Regions from separate parts of the Mus musculus genome. Here all the other regions are linked to region 4. The links are chromatin contacts, found by POLR2A ChIA-PET in ENCODE. All regions are on one chromosome and are shown on one strand. Each heading gives the region's core, a stretch centred on a gene start or an enhancer-like site at or near the end of the contact. The rest is flanking DNA. Distances are from core to core; before and after follow the strand shown.

The links. ChIA-PET counts read pairs that join two places held with the same protein, here RNA polymerase II (POLR2A).
Region 1: POLR2A ChIA-PET joins it to region 4 with 13 read pairs in embryonic stem cell. The contact joins the promoter of Gls2 here to the promoter of Pan2 in region 4. POLR2A ChIA-PET finds 5 or more read pairs at or near these places in 3 of 5 experiments (Patski and embryonic stem cell).
Region 2: POLR2A ChIA-PET joins it to region 4 with 21 read pairs in embryonic stem cell. The contact joins the promoter of Rnf41 here to the promoter of Pan2 in region 4. POLR2A ChIA-PET finds 5 or more read pairs at or near these places in 3 of 5 experiments (Patski and embryonic stem cell).
Region 3: POLR2A ChIA-PET joins it to region 4 with 23 read pairs in Patski. The contact joins the promoter of Spryd4 here to the promoter of Pan2 in region 4. POLR2A ChIA-PET finds 5 or more read pairs at or near these places in 3 of 5 experiments (Patski and embryonic stem cell).
Region 5: POLR2A ChIA-PET joins it to region 4 with 15 read pairs in Patski. The contact joins the promoter of Ankrd52 here to the promoter of Pan2 in region 4. POLR2A ChIA-PET finds 5 or more read pairs at or near these places in 4 of 5 experiments (Patski and embryonic stem cell).

Annotation. Positions count from the first base shown.
Region 1 is chr10:128,193,342-128,196,041 of GRCm38, reverse strand. It overlaps Gls2 (glutaminase 2 (liver, mitochondrial)), which reads right to left and starts at 1,407. Exons shown (of 18, transcript NM_001033264.3): 1 at 1,135-1,407. The coding sequence starts at 1,316.
Region 2 is chr10:128,410,343-128,413,042 of GRCm38, reverse strand. It overlaps Rnf41 (ring finger protein 41), which reads right to left and starts at 1,427. Exons shown (of 7, transcript NM_001164237.1): 1 at 1,218-1,427. It also overlaps a transcript of Nabp2 not described here.
Region 3 is chr10:128,210,481-128,213,180 of GRCm38, reverse strand. It overlaps Spryd4 (SPRY domain containing 4), which reads left to right and starts at 1,387. Exons shown (of 2, transcript NM_025716.2): 1 at 1,387-1,472; 2 at 1,790-2,700. The coding sequence starts at 1,388. The coding sequence ends at 2,328.
Region 4 is chr10:128,301,947-128,304,646 of GRCm38, reverse strand. It overlaps Pan2 (PAN2 poly(A) specific ribonuclease subunit), which reads right to left and starts at 1,312. Exons shown (of 26, transcript NM_133992.3): 1 at 1,176-1,312; 2 at 154-552. The coding sequence starts at 435.
Region 5 is chr10:128,375,784-128,378,483 of GRCm38, reverse strand. It overlaps Ankrd52 (ankyrin repeat domain 52), which reads right to left and starts at 1,360. Exons shown (of 28, transcript NM_172790.2): 1 at 1,235-1,360; 2 at 832-915; 3 at 318-396; 4 at 61-131. The coding sequence starts at 1,261.

The DNA.
Region 1 (2,700 bases), core at 158-2,657, 110 kb after region 4:
ATACTGCAGTGAATTGTGATGCGTAAGGAGGACTCAGGGATGCCTCTGGCTCCTCACCCCAAAGGTCTTACAAGGGAACGGATAAGCAAATGGTATTTGCTTACCCAACCATATTTATTGGTGTTGAGGTAGTTTGCTGTGTCAGTCTGGTTCATTTAATTATGGTGTGCATATGTTTCTAAATATCACTAAGCTGATATGATAGGGAAAAAACGGTCCATTTCCTATACTGCCATAATGAGGCAGGAGCTACCAGGACAACGTCCAGCTGGATGTCTGAGGATAACAAATTTCATGCTTTGAAAACACTCCTCTTGGGGCTGGAGAGAAAGCCCAGCTACTAAGCATTCCTGGGCAATGTATGCTGGGGGGGGGGGGGTCGACTTCCTGGGTTGAAGATGGCCCCAAAGGGGAAAAACACTTCAATTTAGAGAGGCAGAGCAACGCAATAGCTGACTGGTTTAGGAACTGTCTCACAATTTTCTCATTTATGAATAATCAACGCATTCCAAAACCAAGTTGGAAACTTGATTATCAGTGTTTTGCCAGCATATAAGATATTCCACGGTTAAGCTCTGCTACAAAAACACTCCGGACACATACGCACCTACGTGCGCATCAGCAATGACGCACACCGCACATTACCCACTGACGACAGGCAGAGACAAGAAACCCCACACAGTCAGACCCAAGCGCACTTGGACCTGGGGCAGGAAGCTGTTCGATATCCACAAAATTCCCTAAAATACTGGGACCAGAGAAGAGAGGCTGGGGATGGGCAGGTGTGCACTCGGCCCTGCACTCAGACACGTGCACCAAGCAACACTCCGCGCCCATCTGCGTTCCCAAATAAGTACGCACCTTGGACAGGCATCATCTCGAAGACCGACCTGCCCAAACGCCCTCCCGGGCGGACAGCACCTGACCGCCCGAGCGCGGCGGACAGCACCTGACCGCCCGAGCGCGGCGGACCCAAAGCCCCACATCTAAAGGAAAAGGCATCGCAGGCTAGTGAGCGCGGAGAGGAGATGAGATGCGCTCGCTCTCTGGGGAAGGGGACTCCCAGGGAGCTAGCGAGAACGACAGTGGGAGTGGGAGCCAGCCTGTCCCCTGCCCCTGTCCCGCGAGCCTTACTGATCCGAGTGCTGCGGCTGGTGGCTGTGCGGCGTCCCCCTGCCCTGCGCTGCGGCCTCACCGAGGTAGTACCGGACGCCCCTGCCCAGAAGCGGGCCCCGGCTCGGATGACCCCAGCCTCCCCGCCGACCGTGGCTGCCCGCGCGGCTCAGCGCGTTCTGCAGAGCCCTCATGGAGCGCATGCCCCCGGCGCGCCACCCGCTCGGCCCGGGCGCTCCAGACGTGCGAGCGGCGGCGAGGAGGGAGGGGCGGAAGAGTGGCGGGCGAGACTAGGAGCCCGGGAGCAGTCCTGGGGCCAGTGGAGCCTGCGGGGGGGGGGTGGGGGGGGGAAGGACCGGCCCGGTGGGAGTGGTTGGGGTCCGGGGAGGGGCCAGTCCGGGACGACTCGGATCCCGCAGGTACACCCATAGTCCCCTCACAGCCTCCAGCCAGGAGCGCCACGGGTTCGATTGAGGAGAAGCTGGAGGCGGCTGGGTGGGGAGGGGGCGTGGTCTGGAGTCAAAAGGGACAGGAACCGCGTCCAATCACTGAGGAGGAGGAACGCTGGGAGGCGGGGAAAGGCGCGGGAGGCTGGGACAGTCGGGACACCGGCGCGCGTCAGAGCTTTGGCGGGGAGAGGATCGGCCTCTGCGCAGTCGGAGTTCGTGGAAACGCGCCAGGGCTGGGGACGACGGAGTGCTCTGGTGCAGATGAAAACGCCACACTTTCAAAGAGAGATGAGAGCGAGCGGGATGCGGGAGCCACGTAGTGACCTTCCATGTTCGAAGGCCAGGGGTGGCCAGTGCACACTTACAGGCAGGCGGTGCGGGCTGCAAACACCCCAATCACGGATGCGCGCTGGCGCTGAGTGGACAGAAAGACGGTCCAGAAGCAGCCCGCCGCGCTTCATTGCTAGGCGTCATGGAGCCCAGGTTCTTAGGTCATTTGGTGGCTGCGGAGGACTTATAGTCTCTCTCTAAAGTTCTCTTTCTCTAAAGTTCACGTATTAAAATAAGCCAGTGAACTCAAAATCTTCCCCCCCCCCACCCCCCCCAGACAGGGTTTCTCTGTATAGCCCTGGCTGTCCTGGAACTCACTTTGTAGGCCAGCCTGGCCTCGAACTCAGAAATCCGCCTGCCTCTGCTTCCCAAGTGCTGGGCCGGCTGAAATCTTTTTTTATTGTTGTTTTAGAAACAGGGCTTTGAGATATAGCCCTTGTTGCCGTAGTACTCAGTTTGTAGCCCGTGTTGGCCTTGAATTCGTGGCCAACCTTCTACCTCAACTTCTCAAGTGCTAGAATTGCAGGGGTGTGCAACACCACACGCATGCCGGTGCGCGTGCACACACACACAAACACACACACACACACGACAAAAAAGCAAAGAAACACAAAACATATACGTGCTCCCCCAATTGTTTTTAGTTTTAAGACCTGGCCTCTCCGTATCTCTTAGAACTTACGAGCTAGACCAGCCTGACCTCAAACTCTCAGATCCACCTACTTTAGGCTCCAGAGTGTTGGGATTAAAGGTGTGGTCTTGGTTTGTAGTGGAGAAAATGCACAAAATTTAGGAGAATTAAAAATGT
Region 2 (2,700 bases), core at 178-2,677, 110 kb before region 4:
AGGGGGAAGGAGGGTGGGCTTGGATTCCAGTCCTAGCTCTGCCATCCACTGACAGGACAGCTTCAAACAAGCCGTGTAGCCAACTGTCAAACAGATATGACACTTGCATTTTCTAACCTATTGTCCTGCAAATCAAATGAGATAAACTCTGAGTGCACGTGTAAGACTGCTGTATTACTTGTTGCAACAGAATGGCAAAATAAACTCACAGTGAGAACCAGAGGAAATGCTTGAAAATGCTTGTTCCTTCTTTTCAATCACTGGGAAGTAGGCCCTGCCACAAGGTTTACTGAAGACACTGCATAACAAATGCACCCCTCACCCTCCCTTGGCACTATCCAATCCCACTCTTTCTTGGGGGAACACTAGTAGCCACCCATCCTGCTACAGTAGTTAAAACTACTGTATAAGAAGTAGCTGCCAAGATTCTCATAGGTCAATCTCCCAAGAACAGTGGCCTTGGTAACCATCACATTTGCTACCAGTTGAAATGAAGTTTCATGAAATGAAGTTAGTGTACCAATCCAAAACACCCTCATCCTGCTTTTTCAGGTCTTTCTCCTGCCCCTACTCCCACCCCCCCTCACTCTCTACCCCACAAATGCCCTGCCTCCTGGACTGGGGTGGGCTTTCCAGTGTATTAAACGAGTGGATGGATCGTGCGTATCAGAGAGCGGGGCTGCAAATCATTCAGGGTCAAAGATGTAAGGAATGTAAGAGTCCTCCACGGAGAGGCGGGAGGGGAGAGAAGCGGCGAAGGAATAAAAGAGAAAGACAAGGCTGCCAAAGACAAGGCATGGGAAAGAAGCCAAGCTATGGCGCTTGGAGGGCGGAGGTTTGGGTTCCGCGGTCCCTGCCAAGGCTAGCCCCCAGAACGTTCCCTTCGCCTCCAGGCCTGTCAATCATTGCCATTTAAACTCCATGTTGTCCCTCAGCCCCAGCAATCAGCTCCTCCCGGGTCCTCAGGCTGGCCCAAGGCCACTCCCGCACTTCCCGAGGCTCTCCCTACTCCAGAGGATCTTCCAAAGCTCCAGAGCCCCCAGCTAGCTCACCTCCCGACTCCTCCCAGCTGAGCTCCCTTCCTCCATTTTCCTCCTCCTCTCCACCCTTCCTCCCTACCCCCAGCACTTCGGACCCAGGCACCAATCCACAGGGACCTCGCCCCCTCTCCCCCCCAACCCCCCAGGGTTAGAAGCTCGCCCAGGCGCATTACGCACCACCCGGAACGCAGCCTGGTTTCTCCGGACGCGGGGCCTGGCTGCAGCTGAGGACACGGCGGCCGCGTAGCACACTGTGTGCCCGGTCTCAGCCTTTCCCCGTAGGGGAAGGGGAAGGTAAGGATGGGGAAGAAGGTTCCGACCACTCCTCGCTGTCTCGGGTTAGCCCTTAGCCACGCCCACTGCTGCTACGCAACGGGGCGGAAGCTCGTCACCAAGCCCCGCCTCTCTATTTAACTCGGCGGCGCCTGGATGCTCCTTGCGAGCGGCCTATGAGAGGCGGGGGCTAGCTGGGCCTCCGCTCTGGGCCGGAAGTTCTTAGGACGGACAGTGTAGCCTTTTGGGAGGGAGGGCTCTATGTGCTTCAGGTGTGAAGCTCCGGGGCGACCCTGGGTGTCCCGCCTTGCAGAGTTACTTGGTGCTGGGTGGTGCACGGCTCGGGTGCCAGACCTGGTGCAGCGCTGGGACGAGGTCGCCGCGGGGCAGCTGGTCTGCAGCGTGGCCTGCTGTCCTCCCAGCCCTTCAGTTTCCAGAGCTGTGGTCAGCATCCCGGAGCCTCCCGACCTGTGACTCACAGTCATGGGGATGGATGCTGCTGTTAACTTAGGAGGCCGCAGGATGGAGAGGGAGGGAGTGTCTCACCGCAAAGCTTTGATCTAGGGTGCTGCAGGGGTCGTCCACCTCCCAGCCACACACTCTTGTAGTATTCCTGATGGCTCTTCAAAAACTCAGACCGCCCGAAACATTAATGGATTTGATTTCCTAAGGCTGCAACACTGTGGTTAGGGGAAATGGGTGGGAGAGAACCCGAGGAGAGTCGTGGTGGAGTTTAAAGCGCTCTGTGTTAGGTAAGCGGGGAAGCAAGACAAGGAATGCAATTACATTACCTCTTAGGCTAATCTGGTGTCAAATAGTATTTGTTGTAGATACTCTCTTTTTTAAAGGGCAATTCACATTAGTACATATGTAACTAGCTTATTCGTGAGAATACAGAGCTAGCTGCTTCCTTTGAAGACAATATGACGAGTACCAGAGGAAACTTAAGCTTCTAGGTGTCTCTGAGATACAATAAAATAAGGAAACAGGAATCGGATGTGCCTTTGTGAACCAAGTCAAACTTGCTTCCCTCCCCTCCCTCTCCCCTAGTCAGGGTTTCTCTTTGTTGCCCTGGCTGTCCTGGAATTCACTATGTAGGATAGGCTGGCCTTAAACTCAAGAGATCCGCCTACCTCTTGCCTCCCCAGTGTCCACCTGGCTTGAGGCTTGCTTTTTATGTTCCGGGTTCAACGTCTTTCAAAGGAGAGTGAATCTGCGTATTATCTTTCTATGGCGAAAATGCTGCTTGTCCCAGAGCCCTGAGCCGAACCGTTCGGTACATTAAAGATGATGTGTAAGCTCCTGCCATGTCCAAGGTACTGGCTTTTAACTAACTTTCCATTTTCATGTGTAAAATGGGCAGTGGTGGCGCACGCCTTTATCCCAG
Region 3 (2,700 bases), core at 138-2,637, 92 kb after region 4:
TTCGGCATTTGCAAGTCTGCAGCAGGTCCCTCTCGTGTTTCCTTCCTCTCTTACCCTGGGCCACTCCTGGAAAGTGAGGTTACTCTTCCCAGTTTTGAGGTATGCGACATACCTCAAAGTATTAAAAGTAGTTTTGTAATTAGAAGGGGAAAAAAAAAGTTAACCTGCATCTCTACAGTTACGGGGCTGAAAAGGCTGGGCCTGACTGAACCCTAGTGGAGAGAATGAGTCACTGCACCACCCCACACACACTTTCAAGCTCATTTATACATTAAAAAATAATGAGGTAGCCGGGCGTTGGTGGCGCACACCTTTTATCCCAGCACTCGGGAGGCAGAGGCAGGCAGATTTCTGAGTTCGAGGCCAGCCCGGTCTACAGAGTGAGTTCCAGGACAGCCAGGACTTCACAGAGAAACCCTGTCTCGAAAATAATAATAATAATAATAATAATAATAATAATAATAATAATAATAATAATAATAACAATAATAATAATAATGAGCACAAGTCATGTTGTTAATCCCAGCACTCCGCGGGCTGAGGCAGGCCGATCCTTGAGACCCTGTCTCAAACTATAATAATAAAAAACTGATATACAGAGAAACCCTGTCTCGAAAAAAACAAAACAAAAACAACAAAAAAAAAACAACAAAAAAAAACTGAGCACAACCTGGCACTTGGGAAATTGAGGCAGCAGGATCTAGAGTTTGAGGCCTGCAAAGGTTACATAGTAACTCTGTCTCAGAAGACAGAACAGTAAGCTTGAATGTAGACACATTCTGTCCAAAGAGAATGCTGAGGCTCTGGGAAACGGATTTACGCTTTTTTTTTTTTTTTTTTTTTAAATAATGTGTGGTGCTCTGCCTGTCCTGGAACTTGGTATGTAGACCAGACTGGCCTCGAACTCATAGAAAACTGCCTGCCTCTGCCTCCTGAGGGCTGTGTGTCACTCCCCCCGCCCCCCCCGGATTAAACTACTTTAAAAAAATACTTCTTTTATCTTGCCAGACTTGGTATCGCATGCATTAATTTAGTCTCAGCACTTGGGTGGCAGAGGCAGGTAGATTTTTATGAAATTGAGGCCAGCCATGACTACATAATGAATTCCAGGCCAATCCAGGCTACAGGAGACCCTGTTTCAAAACCAAACAAATCAGAGACTCTGTTTACACAGGCTCTCTGGGTGTGTGTGTGTGTGAGAGGGGTATCCTACTTAGTTGAGATATAATCAGTACGTCTCTTCACGTATTGATCTAGCTCGCCAGACTAGAAATCACCGAGATACCGATTTCTCACGACACTCGCGTCTCGCACCACGTGCTCCGGGCGCGGACCAGTCATTGGTCGGTGTCCCCTGGGGGCGTGCCCCGTGCATCTGTGGCACAAGATGGCGCTGCCCTTTGCACGCTGTTGGAAGTTGTACCGCTGGGGCACCAAGCGATGGGGGGTCCCTGCTGTGGAATCCCGGAGAGGTAGGCATATTTCTTTTTTACTGTCACTCCAAAGTAGTTAACGTGTCATTCCCAGAGCGCGATCAGAGAACTCCACTCCTCATTTCTCCTCTCTCCCCTCTGCCTTGATCTAGCAAGATTCCAAACCTGGGGCACCGGCTTCTGGCTTCCCCAGTCAGTGATTTGCAGCTCCCAGGGCTGTCTTACTAAAGCGGCACCTCTGCTCTTTCCATGTTAACATTTGACATTGACTTTTCTCGATTTCCCGTCATCGCCTGGACAGCTTTCAGATCAAACACAGCCCTAGGTTTACGAGTTCTTTTTTGCTCTGCCCTCAGGCATCAGTTTCAAACTGGAAGAAAAAACGGCCCACAGCAGCCTGGCACTCTTCAGAGGCGACACGGGTGTCAAATATGGCTTGGTGGGACTGGAACCCACCAAGGTGGCCCTGAATTTGGAGCGCTTCCGGGAGTGGGCAGTGGTGCTCGGAGACACCACAGTCACCAGTGGCAGACACTACTGGGAGGTAACAGTGAAGCGCTCCCAGCAGTTCCGGATAGGAGTGGCAGACGTGGACATGTCCCGGGACAGCTGCGTTGGTGCTGATGATCGTTCCTGGGTGTTCTCCTATGCCCAGCGCAAGTGGCACAGCATGTTGGCCAACGAAAAAGCTCCAATTAAGGGTATTGGGCAACCAGAGAAGGTGGGGCTGCTGCTGGACTATGAGGCAAAGAAGCTGAGCCTGGTGGATGTGAGTCGGATCTCTGTGATCCACACACTACAGACAGATTTCCGGGGCCCAGTGGCACCTGCTTTTGCTCTTTGGGATGGAGAGCTGCTAACCCACTCAGGACTCGAAGTGCCCAAGGGCCTCTAATGTGGCCAAGACCCTGAATCGTGCTCATGGTCAGCTTTCTGTCCTTAGTGTCTAAAGCGATTTTACTTTGTTTCAAGCAACTGGTAGCTCTCACAATTCTGTTGGGATCCTTTGTGCAATATTGTAGCCATCTTCCCCTGGGCCCTACTCTGTAAGAGCTAGGTATACAGCCAAAGTCGCCAGTTTCCTAGGTCATCAGGGGATTCGCCTCCTCAGGCCAGTTCTTTGGGTCCTTCTACTTGTGCCCACACACCTTAGACTGTTCAGTCCTGCGGTCCTGCCTCTCGGCCCGTCCCTTATCCACATGTAACTTGTTTTGGGGGCTCACCAGATTCTCTAGAGTAAATGCTCTCTACCTCTGGCTGGAGGAGT
Region 4 (2,700 bases), core at 63-2,562:
ATCTCTCCACTCCCTTGTTGGTTTGAAAGACCCAGCTAACTCTCATCAGTTCAACTCAGTTTTGACTACCTGCAAAGAGCTGTCCTTGGGCAAAGACCAGATAAAGATTTCTAATACACCCTTTCAGCCTTCAGAAAGGGGTATAGTTCTTACCCCATGGCTCCCCACCCACAGCATCTCCTCATGTAAATCAAAGTGGGAGACAGACACAGGCACTCCCACTTCAGCCACCACGCTGTGCAACTCAGAGTAGACACCTTCCATTATGTGCACTGACTCCTGGACAGGAAGAGCCTCCAAGGCCACTCCCTCTGGGTCTAGCTCCACATTCTGTAGCAAACTTGGATTCAGGTGGGCATCCAGGACTGGGTCCAGGGTAGAATGCATAGCTGGGGAAAATTCGGCCAGTCCAGGATCCAGACCCTCAAAGTTCATGACGATAGTGGCCGCTGGTCAGACCGGAGTCACACCCTCCCTTGCCACGCTTCCTACAGACAAGTGACCCAGCCTTCAGGAGGACAGCACCAGTGAACCTAGAATGGACATTCTGGCCTGCAAGGGAAAGAGGCAGCGCAGTCAGGGATAGGCCTAGGTACTGGAAGTATCTTCTATGTGGACAGGACAATCAGGTAGGCAGAGGGGATGAGACTGCCAGGCAAAGACGGAAGCATGCATGAAGAGGACAAGGGCAACGCTGTACTGTGAGTGGCATGACAGTGTCCCTTACTCTGCACCTCTAAACTTCCTAAGTTCCCTGCCAGCCCACCAAATGATCTAACTCTTGACTTCCCTTTCTCCTGAACCACAAGGTGAAGGGAGCGGGTTTGATAGGGGCTGGAGTTCGGGGGAGAGCTCTGAAATGCTTGTTTCTTAGAATTGGACATGAGACAAAGGGGCTGGGCGGTGAAGGGGGCAAGACAAGCCAGTTTCCCAGAATCCTTTACAGTGGTTACCCAGCATTCTCCAGGGGGTGGGTAACAAGAACGGCCAGTTACCCACAAACGGGGCGGGGGTAAGGGGGAAGTAATGGAAACGGATAGCTACCCAGAATTCTTTGAGCGAACCAGAGAAACTGGTTACCCAGAATTCTCCCCCAGCGCAGGGGACGGGAGGGGAAGGATTAGGGCAAAGGTCAAGACGTGTTCCTGGGATGCTTACGGGGAATGGGTCATTACCAAGATTTCTCCATGGCGGATATTTTGGAGCGCGTGGAATTCAAACGAGTAGGGGGTAGAGAAAGCGCCGTCAGCTCCGCGGGAAATTCCAGTTTCCCTACTACTCCCCCGCCTCTAGCTCAACCTAACCCAAGCAAGACGGACGGTGGATTGGCAGCCATCGCTTCCAATCAGCGGGGGCCACGGGCTCATCCCAGCCAATCAGAAAAAGCCAGGTACAGGCAGCGCCTGAGAAGGAGAGTGACGTAGCCTCCGCCAAAACAAGGTTACGGAATGCCACCGGGGACAAACTGAATCAGGCGCGGATCTATTTGGTGTTACGAAAAGTAATCCCTTCGCTCTCAGGCTTTGTTAAGCAAAATTAACTTTAGACTTTGAAGCCAAGCTTTTACGCTCCCTGAATAAGAACTAGACTAAAGGGGCGCCAGAGGCTAAGCACTGGGACTCGCCCGGTGGGTATTCCCAGCGTGGCCTTCATCATTCCCGGCGTATAGACCTTCATCTTGCTGTGCCTGTGAGCCATTCCAATACCTCTGACCCTGTACCCCCGAAACTCACTGGCATTTCCTATGACTTCTAGATGTGGGGAAGAAAAAGGAAGCGGGAGCCTGACTTCTAGTGTGGCCCAAGTGGCCACCTTTTCTCTATTTCTAGAGGCATCCATCTGAAATTCCCATCAATGTTTGTGTCGTCCCCAGAGGTCCCCTAATTTTCCCAAGAAACAAGTCTCCTAGACTGTCAAAATTCCCCTAGACCGTGGAGCTGGACATTGACCCCAAGAGAGAGATAAACAGTAAACTGAGTCAACTGAGCTGTAGCTATTCTGAGGGGTTCTTGATTAATCTCCAACTAAGAGATCCTACTGCCTCTCCCTCTCCTGTGAGAGTGTGTCACCGTGTCTAAAATATTTGGGGGTACTGGCTGTGTACTAAACTGCTTTGGAATTGGTCCAGGCTGTGAGATGTCTTAGGTTGCCCAAACTCAGCTCTGTCATCTCTGTTTTTAAAGGCCCTGTGCCACTAGTGGTCCATACCTACAATACCTGCATTATTAAAGCAGAGGCAGGAATCCCTTACAAATTCGAGGCCAGCCTAGGCTACATAGATAGTAAGGACCAGGCTTGCTATGGCTACATGGTGAATATCCCTTTCAACAGGTGCCTGTGGAAGAAAGTTCTCACCAATAATAAACACCAATAATAAAACTTTTAAAGCATTTATTGGGCCAGGCATAGTGGAGGTATATTTGTAATGGCAGTAATCCTGAGGCAGGAGGATTAGTGTTCAAGGTTAGCTTCTTCTATATAGCAAGTCCCAGGCTAGTCAGGTTACATGAGACCCTGTTTCAAACAAACAAAAACCAGGCTAAGTGGGATGGCAATCCCACCACTCAGGAGGCAGAATGGATTTCTGTGAATTTGAGGACAGCTTGGTCTACGTAGTGAATTCTAGGCCGACCAAGGTTAGACAGTGAGACCCTGTCTCAAAACACCCCCCTCATCCAAATAAAAATGTATTTCTTTTCA
Region 5 (2,700 bases), core at 111-2,610, 74 kb before region 4:
GAGTTTCTCTAGCCCTCAGCCCATCCTTTTTGAAAGGGAGAAATGAGGTAGGGTCTGTACCTCGTTTCGGGAGGCAGCGGCACGATGAAGAGGGGTCAGCCACAGTGTGTCCTTAGCGTTGACGTTAGCACCTGTGTGGACACAATTTGCTATTTTGTTGGGATTTGAGGAGGGGGAGGGAAGGAAACCAATAATCAGAGTGGGGAACCTGAACGGACAGAAAGCCATTCTTGTACCAAGCACCAGCAATCAATCCTCGGATCTAAAAAGACTTCTCCCCTCCCTAGATGCCGCACCTCCCAGCTCCCCACTTTCACCTGACATCAGTAGCAACTGGAGGATGGGGACATCGCCTACGTAGGCAGCAGCATGCAATGGGGTTCGCCTCTCTTGGTCCTGGAAAGGCAGAAAAGAGAAGCAGCTGTAGAGAGAAATTATCCTGAACGCCAGTTCTAGTATGAGAACTCCAAGCCCTTCCCTTCCTCTAGGTTCTTCTGCAGGGTCTTAAATCCCAATATCGGGCTTCAAAAGCCAGCATCCTGGGAGGGTGGAGTCAGGGCTACCGACCAAGAAACCTACTCCTTCCCGGAGGGGTGGGGGCGCTGCAGACCCCGATGGTTGAGAAGGGGACAGGGTTTTCTGGGCATCCCCAGAACCCATGATCGGTGCTCCATGCCTGACCAACCTTAAATGCGGAGCAGGCTCCCATTTCTGGGTAGAAAGAGCTGCAGTTTCATCAGAGCAGAGGAGAAACGGAGCCGCCCCACTTGTGGGGAGGGGTCCCGAACCCCTCCGGATTCCGGCTCGCCATCCTCCCTGCTCCCAACTCACCAGTACATTGATGTTCTCCTTCTGCGAGAGGAGGGAACGCACTTCCTCCACATCTCGGCTAAAGATGGCCTGGACCAGGGGCGGCTGCAGGGAGAACCAGCTTTCAGGGAGCGGGCCCGAGCCACGGCGTTACCAGGAGGTGGGGGAGCACACAGGTTGGAGGGGGGCGTCGCTGGAGGGGCTCCGCTACAGGGGTCCTGGCTGCAGCGGATTCCCGCCGTGCCCCCACCGGTCGCCAGGCCCCCAAGGACACCCGCTCCACGGAGTGGAGCACGGCGTGGGGCGCGGCGGGAGCCGCGGGAACCCCGGGCTCGGGCCCAGCCTAGGCCGCACATCCCCGGGCTCGCGTGGCGGCGGTGCCGGGGCCTGGGAAGAGGAAGTGGGGAAGGGTGGGAGGGCTGACCTGGTCCGTGATGCTGAGGATCCCCATGGCCCGGCCCAGGCTCCGTCCGCATCGAGCTCGCGGCAGCGGCGGCAGCGGCGGCGGCGGCTCCACCGGGGACACGGGGCGGCCCAGGCGGCGGCTGCGGCGGCGGCTGCGGGGAGAGGGCGGCCCCGCCTACCGGGGGGCGGGCGAGCGGGAGCCCGCAGCGCTCCCTGGCGGCGAGCCTTGGCCGGGCCTCGGGGTGCTCGCTGTCCGCGCAGGCTGCCCAGGCCTCGGCGCCCTCGCCCCGCGCCAGGACGGCCAGGGCGGCCCGGGCTCCCCCTACCCCGCGCGCGGGTTCCGCAGCTCCGCCAGCGGACCGCGCTGTGCCCTCCGTTGCAGTCGGGCGGCCCGAGGGGTCTCTCGCAGGCCCATGGCACGGAGTCGGGTCTCGCTCCCCCAGTGACTCCCGAGCCCAGGACCAAACAGCGGGCGAGAGCTCACCCAGCCCACAATGCTCCGGTAGAGCGGACGCCTCCGACCGTACTCACACCCCCAAGTACCCCAGAGATAGTGGAAACTCGGAGTGTGGCGACCCGAGACTTATAGATGGCCCCAGAACCAGTCTCCACTGGGTAGAAAGAAAATAGCAAGATTGCTAAGCTGCAGAAAAATCTCAAAAGACTCCTGCTTCAGGAAGCCTCCGTGAAGAGCTGGACACTTGGCAGCTGAAGAAAGGCCTCTAAGCCCAACAGCAACTCCATAATTACCCTGCCAGATTAGGGTAGTAACTGTTTCTCCCGGTAAAAAGGCAGTAGAGAGGAACTCCCCCTCACCCATTGGAGAGGTCAAAAGAGGCAGCCAATCAGGGACAGTTGGCCGAGGGAGAAAGAAAAGTGGAGACTGATAGATGGGTACAATTTATAAAAGATGCTTTAGAGCCAGGTGTGAATCATTTATAAGATTCCTGCGCTCTGGAACCTGAAGCAGGAGGATTGTGTATTCAAGAACTGTCCTGGCTACATCATGAGCCCCAGTTCCTTTGTGTTGCTACGATAACAATGACCAAACCAACTAAAAGAAGGAAAGGGTTTAGTCCATCTTTGAGAAAACTTAGGGCAGAAACTCAGACTTGAACTTGAACGAAGAACCCAGGGAGGAATGAACCCAGGCTCAAGCTTAACCAGATCTCTTATCTAATTTAGGGCCACCTGACTAGGGATGGTACTACCCACAGTGGACCGGGTCTGCCTATATCCATTAGCCAACAAGAAAGTGTTGGGCCTGGGCAGGTGGTTCAGCTAGTTAACGAGCATTGACCACTCTTCCAAAGGGCCCAAGTTTAATCCCCAGCAGCCACTTAGCAACTAATAGCGGATTGTAACTCCAACTGCAGAAATTTTTGGTGGGTAAAACATTCATACGTGAGATTTAAAAAAAAAAAAAGTAGTTTATAAGTTAAATTGAAAAGAAATCACTCTGTCTCAAATCTCACCGCCAAACAA